Linked DNA regions of Homo sapiens: region 2 is linked to region 1. The links are chromatin contacts, found by Hi-C or POLR2A ChIA-PET in ENCODE. All regions are on one chromosome and are shown on one strand. The core of a region is the stretch at or near the end of the contact, and the rest is flanking DNA. Distances in the headings are between cores, read along the strand shown. Region 1 overlaps CREB3L1 (cAMP responsive element binding protein 3 like 1). Region 2 overlaps PHF21A (PHD finger protein 21A).

Region 1 (5,024 bases), core at 1,405-3,904:
CTCAGCCCAGGAGAGCCGTCGTAAGAAGAAGGAGTATGTGGAGTGTCTAGAAAAGAAGTAAGGGGCTTGGGAGGGGTGGGCAATCCACTCCCTTGCCTGACCTGCCCTCCCCTAGGCCCTCCCTCAGGGGGCAGCAGAGGCAGGGGGCACAGGGAGTGTGATGGTGGTGGGCTGGGCCGAGGAGCTGTTGTGAGTCTGGGGGCTGCCCCTGAGCCTGTGCCTGCTTGGCCCCTACAGGGTGGAGACATTTACATCTGAGAACAATGAACTGTGGAAGAAGGTGGAGACCCTGGAGAATGCCAACAGGTGGGTAGTGCCTCCTGCATCCAACCTGGCCCCCTGCCCCTCTGCAACCCGTGCCTGGCTCTGCATAGCTCTGGGAGACAGGGGAGAGGAGAGAGAACTAAGTTTAGGATGACAGGGACCCCAGAAACACACCCTGCAGCCTTGGGCCACTTACATCCTGCCCCTCTCTGTGTTCCCATTTTTCCTCACCTACACCTGGCAGGGCTGGGGAGTTGCTTAAGTGAGCAGATGTTTTCAAAGTGTGGTCCTCAGACCAGCAACAATCCCTGGGAATTATTAGAAATGCTTATTCTCGGGCCCCATGCCAGGTCTACTGAATCAGAAGCTCCAGGGGTAGGGCCCAGCGCCCTGTGTTTTAATAAGCCCTCCACGTAATTAGGTTGCACCCTCAAGTTTGAGAACCACTGGTGTAAATCCTTGTTACTCAAAGCCAGCTGACCCAGACAGGCAACATCAGCATCACCTAGGAGCTTGTTAGAAATGCAGGCTGGGCACGGTGGCTCACGCTTGTAATCTCAGCACTTTGGGAGGATGAGGGGGGTGGATCATTTGAGGTTAGGAGTTCGAGACCAGACTGACCAACATGGTGAAACCCCATCTCTACTAAAAATAGAAAATTAGCTGGGCGTGGTGGTGGGCGCCTGTAATCCCAGCTACTCGGGAGGCTGAGGGAGAAGAATCACTTGAATCCGAGAGGCGGCAGTTGCAGTGAGCTGACACTGTGCCACTGCACTCCAGCCTGGGCCAGACTCTGTCTCAAAAAAAAAAATGCAGAATTTCAGAACTCTCTCCAGACTTACTGAGCTAAAAACTGCACATTCACAAGGTCCTTGGGTGATTCACATGTACTATGAAGTTTGAGAAACAGGAGTATAGAGACAGCAGGACAGTGCCTGGCAGGTAGCAGCCACGTCAAGTCACAGCTCTGGGTTCTTACGCTGCTCTGCCATTTTTGTGACTCTGGAGAAATCGTTAAATATCTCTGGGCCCCTGTTTCTTCGTCTAAATGGGGATGATAGAAACATTATCTCATAGGGCCAGGCACAGTGGCTTACGCCTGTAATCCCAGCATTTTGGGAGGCGGAGGCGGGCAAATCACTTGAGGCCAAGAGTTCGAGACCAGCCTGGCCAACATGGTGAAACCCCCATCTCTACTAAAAATACAAAAATTAGCCGGATGTGGTGGTGCATGCCTGTAATCCCAGCTACTCAGGAGGTTGAGGGAAAAGAATCACTGGAACCCGGGAGGCAGAGGTTACAGTGAGCTGAGATGGTGCCACCGTACTCCAGCCTGGGTGGCAGAGTGAGACTCTGTCTCAAAAAAAAAAAAAAAGAAAGAAAAGAAACATTATCTCATAGGATGGATGTGAGGGTATTAATAAGATCCTGCGAATAAAGGATCCAGCCTGATGCTTGGCATTTAGAAATGTGCAATTCATGTTAGCTTTTATTCTTCTTTCATTATTTTTATTTATTTATTTTCTTGAGATAGGGTCTCACTCTGTTGCCCATGCTGGAGCGTAGTGGGGTGATCATAGCTCACTGCAGCCTCAAACTCCTGATTCTCCCCCCTCAACCTCCTAAGTAGCTAGGACCACAGGCGCACACCACCACCCCTGGCTAATTTTAAGTATTTTGTAGAGACGTGGTCTTGCTGTGTTGCCCAGGCTGGTCTCCAGCTCCTGGACTCAAGCATACCTCCTGCTTTGGCTCCCAAAGTGCTGGGATTATAGGTGTGATCCACTGCACCTGGCCTTCTTTCATTATTTTTACTTTTTTATTTTTATTTACTTTTTTTTTTTTTTTGAGACACAGTCTTGCTCTGTCGCCCAGGCTGGAGTGCAGTGGCACAATCTCGGCTCACTGCAACCTCCGCCTCTTGGGTTCAAGCAATTCTCATGCCTCAGCCTCCCAAATAGCTGGGATTACAGACGTGTACCACCACACCCGGCTAATTTTTGTATTTTTAGTAGAGACAGGGTTTCACTATGTTGGCCAGGCTGGTCTTGAACTCTTGACTTCATGTAATCCTCCTGCCTCAGCCTCCCACAAGTGCTGAAATTACAGGCGTGAGCCACCACACCCCACCATTATTTTCATTCCAAATTCCTGATAGTGCCCAGCCATGAGCCTGTGGTAGGTCTTTAATAATTATTTGCTGGGATTAATTACAATAACCTAGACAACAGCCTTGGTATGCAGCAGGTGCTCAACACAAGACTTTTTCCTTCTTTCCTTCCTTCTCCCCCAGCTTCTCCAGCGGGATCCAGCCACTCCTCTGTTCCCTGATTGGCCTGGAGAATCCCACCTGACCCCCCACCCCACCCCTCTGTCTCTGGCTGGGGTTCCTTTCTGGCCCAAAGTAGGTCCAAGCCCTTGTAGTTATTTCGCCACCTGCTGTACATTGTGGGAACTGCAACCCCTACGTGCCCGTTTGGGTGGAGAGAGATTAAACATTTGCCCACCAAGCCTGTGCTGAACGCATTCTGTATGCACCCAGAAGATTCCACGCTGAGTGGGACCCGGTCCTCACCCTCAGGGAGGCCACAGTTAATAAAGGAGACTGATGTGGAGATATATAAATAAACGAAGTGCCGTGATAAAAGCAAACACAGCAATAAAGCAAAAATGGCTGGGCACGGTGGCCCATGCCTGTAATCCCAACACTTTGGGAGGCCGAAGCGGGTGGATCACCTGAGGTCAGGAGTTCCAGACAAGCCTGGCAAAACCCCGTCTCTACTAAAAATACAAAAATTAGCCGGCATGGTGGCGCACGCCTGTAGTCTCAGCTAGTCAGGAGGCTAAGGCAGGAGAATCACTTGAACCTCGGAGGCGGAGGTTGCAGTGAGTCGCAAACGCACCACTGCACTCCAGCCTGGGTGAAAGAGCGAGACTCTGTCTCAAAACAAAACAAAACAAAAAACCTAACAAAAACAATAGCTACCATTTACTAGACACTCACTACATACCAGGCACTGTGCCAAACAGCTCCTTCTTATCAGCTCAGGGTGCTGGGGGTGCCAGGGAGGGAAGGTCAGTGAAACTGTGGCAGGTGTCGGTTAAGCAAAAGAAGGCTGGCATCTGTGCAGCTGGGGGCAGGCCTTCCCTCCTCCAACCCCCTTGGCCAGGAGCATCACAGGGCAGGCCTGAGCTTCCACAAGGTGACCCAGCCAGTCACCATGAGGCAGGCCCCAGGCGCCAGGCCACTCTGCAGAGGAGCCACGCAGGAGGTGACCTTTCCTATCTTGACTGAAACGGGCACCTGGCGTGGAGGCCAAGTCTGGAGCCAGCCCCCTAGGAGAGCTCCAGGAGGCAGAGATGCCTGCGGGGTCAAAGCCTGCCAGCTGACTGCTGTGCCCTCCTCAGGACCCTGCTCCAGCAGCTGCAGAAACTCCAGACTCTGGTCACCAACAAGATCTCCAGACCTTACAAGATGGCCGCCACCCAGACTGGGACCTGCCTCATGGTAGGTGTGGCTCCCTCCACCACAGACCCACAGGAGGAGAGTTCTTCCCAAGGCTGGCTTTTTCCAGGGTTGGGCAGAGCTTTAAGGATCGGTAACATCGTGGGCAGCGTCCCAGGGTACACCATCCTGGCGCCTGGTGGGCTGGTTCTAGCAGACTCCAGACTCCTTCTCCAAGCCCATGGTGCCTTCTGCCTCACACCGGTCCCCGACTGGTTAACACAGTGTAGATGTGTAGGTGACTCCAGTGGCCCCAGCTAGGGGACAGCTGGGCAGGTTCCTTGAGGAGGCGGCTTCCACAGGCCTTGTGCAGGGAAGGGCTTGGGGAGACTCAGGGAAGAACGGACATGGTTCTTTCTGGAACAGATGGCAGTGAAAAGGCTGAGGAAACCCCTGGAAACCCGGAAGGCTCCCAGGGCGTGTTTCAGACCTCTTCCAGTCCCTCTTCTATCTTCTTCTGGAAATGGCCAGTCTCTTGCCGCCTGGCTCAGCATGCCCCGGCCCTCCGAGACCCTCGAGCTGTCAGGCAGCAGAACCAGGCTATGGGCAGGGGTAGTGTGGGCTCCGTGGCTCTCAGCACCTCCCGCTAGCCAGGCTCCTCAGAATCCTGCTGAGAACGTGATGTGGCGGTGTGTCCCCCTCCCTCGTCCCAGCCCCAAGCCCCACCTGCACCTATTCCTTCCTTTCCTGATTCCTCTACCCCGTAAGGGGACTCCACATTGGCCACTTCCCTCTTACTTCTAGCACTGCCTGTGGCGACCCCCCTACAATGGGCTGGGATGGCCTGGGCTGTCCCTGCCTTCCCCAGAGAGGATAGGAGACCCCACATGTAGGAGGGAGTGGTCGACTGGAGCAGCTGCTTCCTTGGGAAAACGCTAAGACTTTTGTGCCTGTTGGTTTGGGAGAGGAGGAGTGGGGTGGTCAGGGCCGTGGCCCCTCCTTACCCCAGATCTGATGCCACTCTCTCTTTGCTACCAGGTGGCAGCCTTGTGCTTTGTTCTGGTGCTGGGCTCCCTCGTGCCCTGCCTTCCCGAGTTCTCCTCCGGCTCCCAGACTGTGAAGGAAGACCCCCTGGCCGCAGACGGCGTCTACACGGCCAGCCAGAGTGAGTGCCCGCCTGTCATGCCAGCTCCCTGGGCTGAGGCTGCCCTGCCCCAGCCCCAGTGTCCAGGCAGAAGCCAGACATAAGAGAGAAGCCAAGTGTGGGGTCAGCATTATCTCATTTTGCCTCATTTTCCAGATGGGGAAACCGAGG
Region 2 (4,748 bases), core at 361-2,860, 380 kb before region 1:
GCTGCTATTGTATGGCTGGGGACTGGTCTCTCTCTGCCCCAGCCAGTTTGGGGCTGGTTCCCCCATCTTGAATTGTTTATCCCTTTTTCATAATTAAAGTTTTAAAACATCTTTTTTGTGTTCCTGGTTTGGGGGAGCAAGGGCACTCTGGGGCTAGGGCGTCAGTGCACAAGGGAGGTGCTACATCCAGCTGGGGTCACAGGAGGGCCTGGGCCCTTAAGGGCAAGCACCCCCCCGCCCCCCACCCCCAGACAGCCAGTCAGGGAGGGCAGAGGCTGGGACTGGAATGTGTCCTGCCCACCCTCCCCTGCCCCAAACCCAACACCATGAGGCTGAGAGGCTTTATTTGGCTTTATTTAGTAAAATGTTAAAATAAATAAATACAAATTGATCAGCTGCTCTGTATCCCCCCCCACCCCCTCAAAACAAAAACCAAACAAACAAAAACAAAAACTTTGAAGCACAAAACTCCAAATACAAGTCTACCAAGACTGAAATCACAAAGGGCATGGACAAGAGACAGGGTTGGGGTCTGGCTGGCTCTTCTCTGCTAGGAGCTGGCTGACCTCTGGCCTGCCCGTCCCATCCCGCCTGACTGCAGCTCACCCTGGGCTGAGGACCCACGGACACCGGAGAGAGGTGAGGGTCCAAAGGCTGCTGGGGAAGGGGTAGGGGGGTGGGGTCCTCAGGGAGGAAGGGCCTTGTGGGAGGGGGCGCCAAGTGGAACTGGAGAGCCCTGCTTCCGTTTAGAGGAGGTATTTTTCAGAGTTCCTACCCCGGCTTTCTGGAGGGCAGCCCCAGCTTCCTGCCCCTCACTTTAGCAAGGGGCCAGAAGACTGCCCAGGGCTGCCCACTCCTGTCTTGGAGAGGAGCTGACTCAGAGGACAGTCTAAGTCAGGGTGAGGATGGGAGTCCTGCTTCCTGCCAGGGGTGCCCGGCAGAGGGACAGGGGCGAGGTTCACACAGAGCAAAGTTGCCTCCACTCAACAGAAGCCACGGGATCTGGAGAACCCAGGCCCTGGAAAATGCACCTGGGCCACCATCCATCTCATTACCCTAAGAGCCTTTTGCCCCTGGGTAAAAAGTCTCCTAAATTCAGCCCTTTAGATAAATAAGAAGGACCACGCCCTATAAGAGAATGAAGAGAGGAAACCACTGAAGAGTGTGTGTGAGCTGGGAGGTGACAGCCCAAGGGAGGCTCTGATGGCCCCAAGAGAGAAGTATCAGAGGTGGCTGGAGAGGCAGCCGTGCATGCGGAGACGGAAGCGTGCTGCAGACACGGTCACCCTCACGGAAACAGCTGTGTGTAACCACCTCCATGCACGCTGCCTGTTGGGCCTGAGCCAAGCAGCAGCAGGGACAGAGAGGCAGGTGTTGCAGGGAAACCAGGCACACGATGGTGCCAGCTGGAGGCTGCCAGGGCGGCCCCACCAGGGACTGCCCCTAACTGCCTCCCTATGTCAGGTACAACCAGCAGGCTTACCCCAAAGGGCCTGATAAGGAAGGAAGAAATCAAAACCCCAGAGGAGCTCAGCACAGGTGAGACAAGACCCAGCAGGCTCCATGAAAGAAAAAGGACCCACAGGCAGCAAGAATGCAGAGGTGGAGATGACAGCAACATGGCCTCACTGTTACCAGGATGCAGCGCCTGGACAGGAGCTGGCAGGGGACTCCCAGTCATCACTGCCACCAGGGCGCAGCGCCTGATCAGGAGCTGGCAGGGGACTCCCAGTCAGGGCCCAGTGGGCAGCCGCTCCAGCTCTCTGAAGTGACTACAAAGCCAGCTGGTCTCAAAAGTGGCTGTCAGAGCAGCTAAATTCTGGGCCGTGGGGAAAGAGCAGCGGAGGGAAGGAGGAGGAAGCAAGTGGAGGTGGCTGGGGTGGGGCAGTGTCACGAGCGTATGTCTCAGGTGGTCACAGGCCCCCCCCCCTCCCCGCCCAGGTCTGAGGGGACAGTGAAGGACAGGGAGATTGGGTGCCAGGGGCCTCTTCTTTACAGTAAAGCAGTGTTTTGGAATTTGAGTGCAGAATGTAGGTTTGGGGGCTGGGTTGCATCTCGTACTCCATACTAGCTGACTCCCAAAACAGCTCACATCTGAATGTCAGGAAGAATCCACAGCCCAGCTGCAGGCGAGGTCAGAATGTACCCGACACTGCTGAGGGCGGCAGGCAAAGCCCTGGTCAATTCCTAGCCCCGTCCTCCGACCCAAGACTCCTAAGGCAGCTCCTCTCTGAGCAAAGGCCTCTAGTGATGATGGTTTCCCAACTTCTTTCAGGAAAAGGTAAGTTAGGTGTTGTGTGGCAACCCCCAGATGGGCCCAGACAAGTTGAGGGGAAGAGCTCTAGACAGGGCAGACAGCCTGCTGCTGGTCTCTGATCCTCTGCCAACGATTCCTCCAACTAGTCCAGGCATCTCCAAGGCTCCCTGACTAGACACAGCACCTTGGTTTCTGAATGAGAAAAGGGAACTCTTTCCCCCTCAGCCAATCAAGCAGCCAGGGCCTAACTCTGAGGCCTGTTCAGCCTAACTTAATTCCTTCTTCTGAGGCCCCTGGGAAGATGAAAGGCGATGGCTGATAGAGATGAGACACATTTTACTCTAAGAAGTGTCTCTTCTCTGTTGCATTTGCTTTCAGATCTGTCTTTGTCTCTCTGGGCCTAATTGGGTGGGAGAGAAGCTGATAGGATCGTTTCTACCTCTCCTAGACTCTGGCCATTCCCAGGGCCTGGAGTGGGCTTGGGGGAGATGCTCCAGCAGGGCCAGGGTACAGAGCCTCCACCGCCCTCCCATCGGCCAGGGGCACGCAAGGGGCAAAGGTCTCCAGCGAGAGCACAAATCTGACACAATTTACTTCTGACAAGGCAAGATGAGAGAATGGTCTGAGTCTTTCACAACCCTGGTTTTCTCAAGGAGAGGCCACAACCGGCCAAGCCGAGGCAAGCGCAGCAATTCTAGCCCAGGGTCACCCAGGAGGCTTGTGGGTGGGTGGAGTGGAGTAAATTTCTGGTGCCTGGAGCCAACAGGCAGAGAAAGGAGTGGGAGCTTCAGACCTCTCCCCAAAGGCAAGACAGAGCGAAGGCCACGCTGGGGCTCTGTCTCAGAGACGTACCCTCAAAACATGTCACTCCTCCTCTGTTCTAAGCACCAAGGGCTGATGCAGCCAGCCTGTACTCCCGCACCCTCCTGTCACGGCCAGGGTGCGTGCGCACCACAGAGCTCCGCTGGCCAGTTCCCTCGGAGGTGTCCCCCAGGCACTCATAATGCTGGTGGCTGAAAGACCAAAAGCAGCACCAAAGGAAGGGATCTTATTTAGGCACCAGCCTTTTGCTCTAGCAGAATCTGAGAAGACCACGGGTAGGGCCCTGATACCATCCACGCTTCCATTTGGGCTTCACAACAGGAGACAAGATCCCTGCACCAAGAAGAGAGCACGGTCTTTTCTGAGGAGAGAGAAGGGTGGGGAGCTCCGCCTCTGTCCTTCAAGGAGACTGGCCCACCAGTCTAGAGACACACACACGGCAAAATGTCATCGTGATCAGCAGGGTCTGTGCTAAAAAATTATAACTACACGGCATTTTCTCCAGTTCTGACACCTTTTTAATAGAAATCACTGTTTTTAGGAAACAAATAGCACTTTTGTAATTTTTTTTTACAATGTTTCTTACCTTGATCTTAATTTAAGTAACACTAGGAAGACCTCAATATCTTTTATTTTCCTTTTTAATTTAAAAAAAAGTTTTTTTTCCCCAGATACAAAGATTTTTGCCCTTGCATAAAAAAACAGTGCCCGAACGATGACACAAGGACTCACAAAGACTCACGGGACCTCACTGACACTATGATTCCTACTCTACCATGCAAGGTCTTGGCTACCCTTAATTGGACTGTCAGCCTGAAAAACAGCTTTTCTATTCCTTATTTTAGTTTTTGTTACCAAGAAAGTAAAATGAACAGTAAAATAAAACTTTCCTTAAAGAAAAAAAGAACAAAAACAAAAATTAAAGAAAGAGAAAAGAAACGTCTCCATTCAATTCACACACACCTGGGTCGCGTGCTGCTTCACTCAAGATCTTCTCTTCTTATAAATATAGAAAAGGGATGGAGCTTGTTTTCAAGTAAAATCACTGATCCACCTTTTTTTCCTTCCTGGACACACACATCCTTCTTCCCTGCCTTGGGCAAGGGCCAGTGGCCCGGGCTCTGCTTGTTCTTGGAGAGGAGACAGCGGGATAACCACGGAGATGCGCGACTCACCAAGCAGGGAAGGAAGGAGACTGGGCAGGCTTCAGGAGTGGTGGGGTTACCGCGCAGGGAGCAGAGTGCAGGGGAGAAGAACCTACTGGCTGTTCTTGGTGTCAGTCTCCCCTTGCACGAGGCCCCCGCCAGAGGTGATTAAATACTGCTTATTTGATACACTGTCCCACCCCCTGCTCCCTCCAGCCACTCCCCTTCCCTCTTCTGGGCACTGGGGTTGGTGAAATCTCAATTCCTTTTTTTGGTTTTATAGTAGCGAAAGTTTAGAAACAGGAAAGCCCACACACTCTTTGGACTTGTCTTCTCTACCTAAACAAACGGCTCGGCAAGTAAGGATCTGAAACCTGCTCTCCTCCCTCCGCCCGTCCCTGCTCCCCACCCAAGAAAACAGAAACAAACCCATCGTGGCTGTGGAGGCTGCTGCAGGCACACACTGGTGTATAATAGAGAGAGTAAATATATTATTTCACTTGGCATGGTGCTGGCAAAGAACC

Evidence for each region. Hi-C counts contacts between places; a loop is a spot of excess contacts on that map. ChIA-PET counts read pairs that join two places held with the same protein, here RNA polymerase II (POLR2A). Pooled maps may share reads with other maps.
Region 2: a loop to region 1 is called in a pooled map, with 3 times the contacts of the local background. The contact joins two enhancer-like sites. A Hi-C loop is called at or near these places in 1 of 37 single-sample maps with no recorded cell type and 3 of 50 pooled maps. POLR2A ChIA-PET finds 5 or more read pairs at or near these places in 2 of 52 experiments (BJ and WTC11).

The regions. Positions count from the first base shown.
Region 1 is chr11:46,312,614-46,317,637 of GRCh38, forward strand. CREB3L1 (cAMP responsive element binding protein 3 like 1) reads left to right here. Exons shown (of 12, transcript NM_052854.4): 7 at 1-57; 8 at 238-306; 9 at 3,673-3,772; 10 at 4,748-4,874. Among named protein-coding and RNA genes, the nearest start is that of DGKZ, 32 kb to the right of the region's middle. Within about 2 kb of position 2,655, at least 5 of the 41 ENCODE cell types and tissues checked have a DNase peak (open chromatin) inside an H3K27ac peak, as active enhancers do.
Region 2 is chr11:45,928,986-45,933,733 of GRCh38, forward strand. It overlaps PHF21A (PHD finger protein 21A), which reads right to left. Exons shown (of 19, transcript NM_001352027.3): 19 at 334-4,748. LARGE2 (LARGE xylosyl- and glucuronyltransferase 2) reads left to right here. Exons shown (of 14, transcript NM_001300721.2): 14 at 1-111. Among named protein-coding and RNA genes, the nearest start is that of LARGE2, 8.7 kb to the left of the region's middle. RefSeq lists enhancers at 973-1,162, 1,513-1,602. Within about 2 kb of position 1,611, at least 18 of the 41 ENCODE cell types and tissues checked have a DNase peak (open chromatin) inside an H3K27ac peak, as active enhancers do.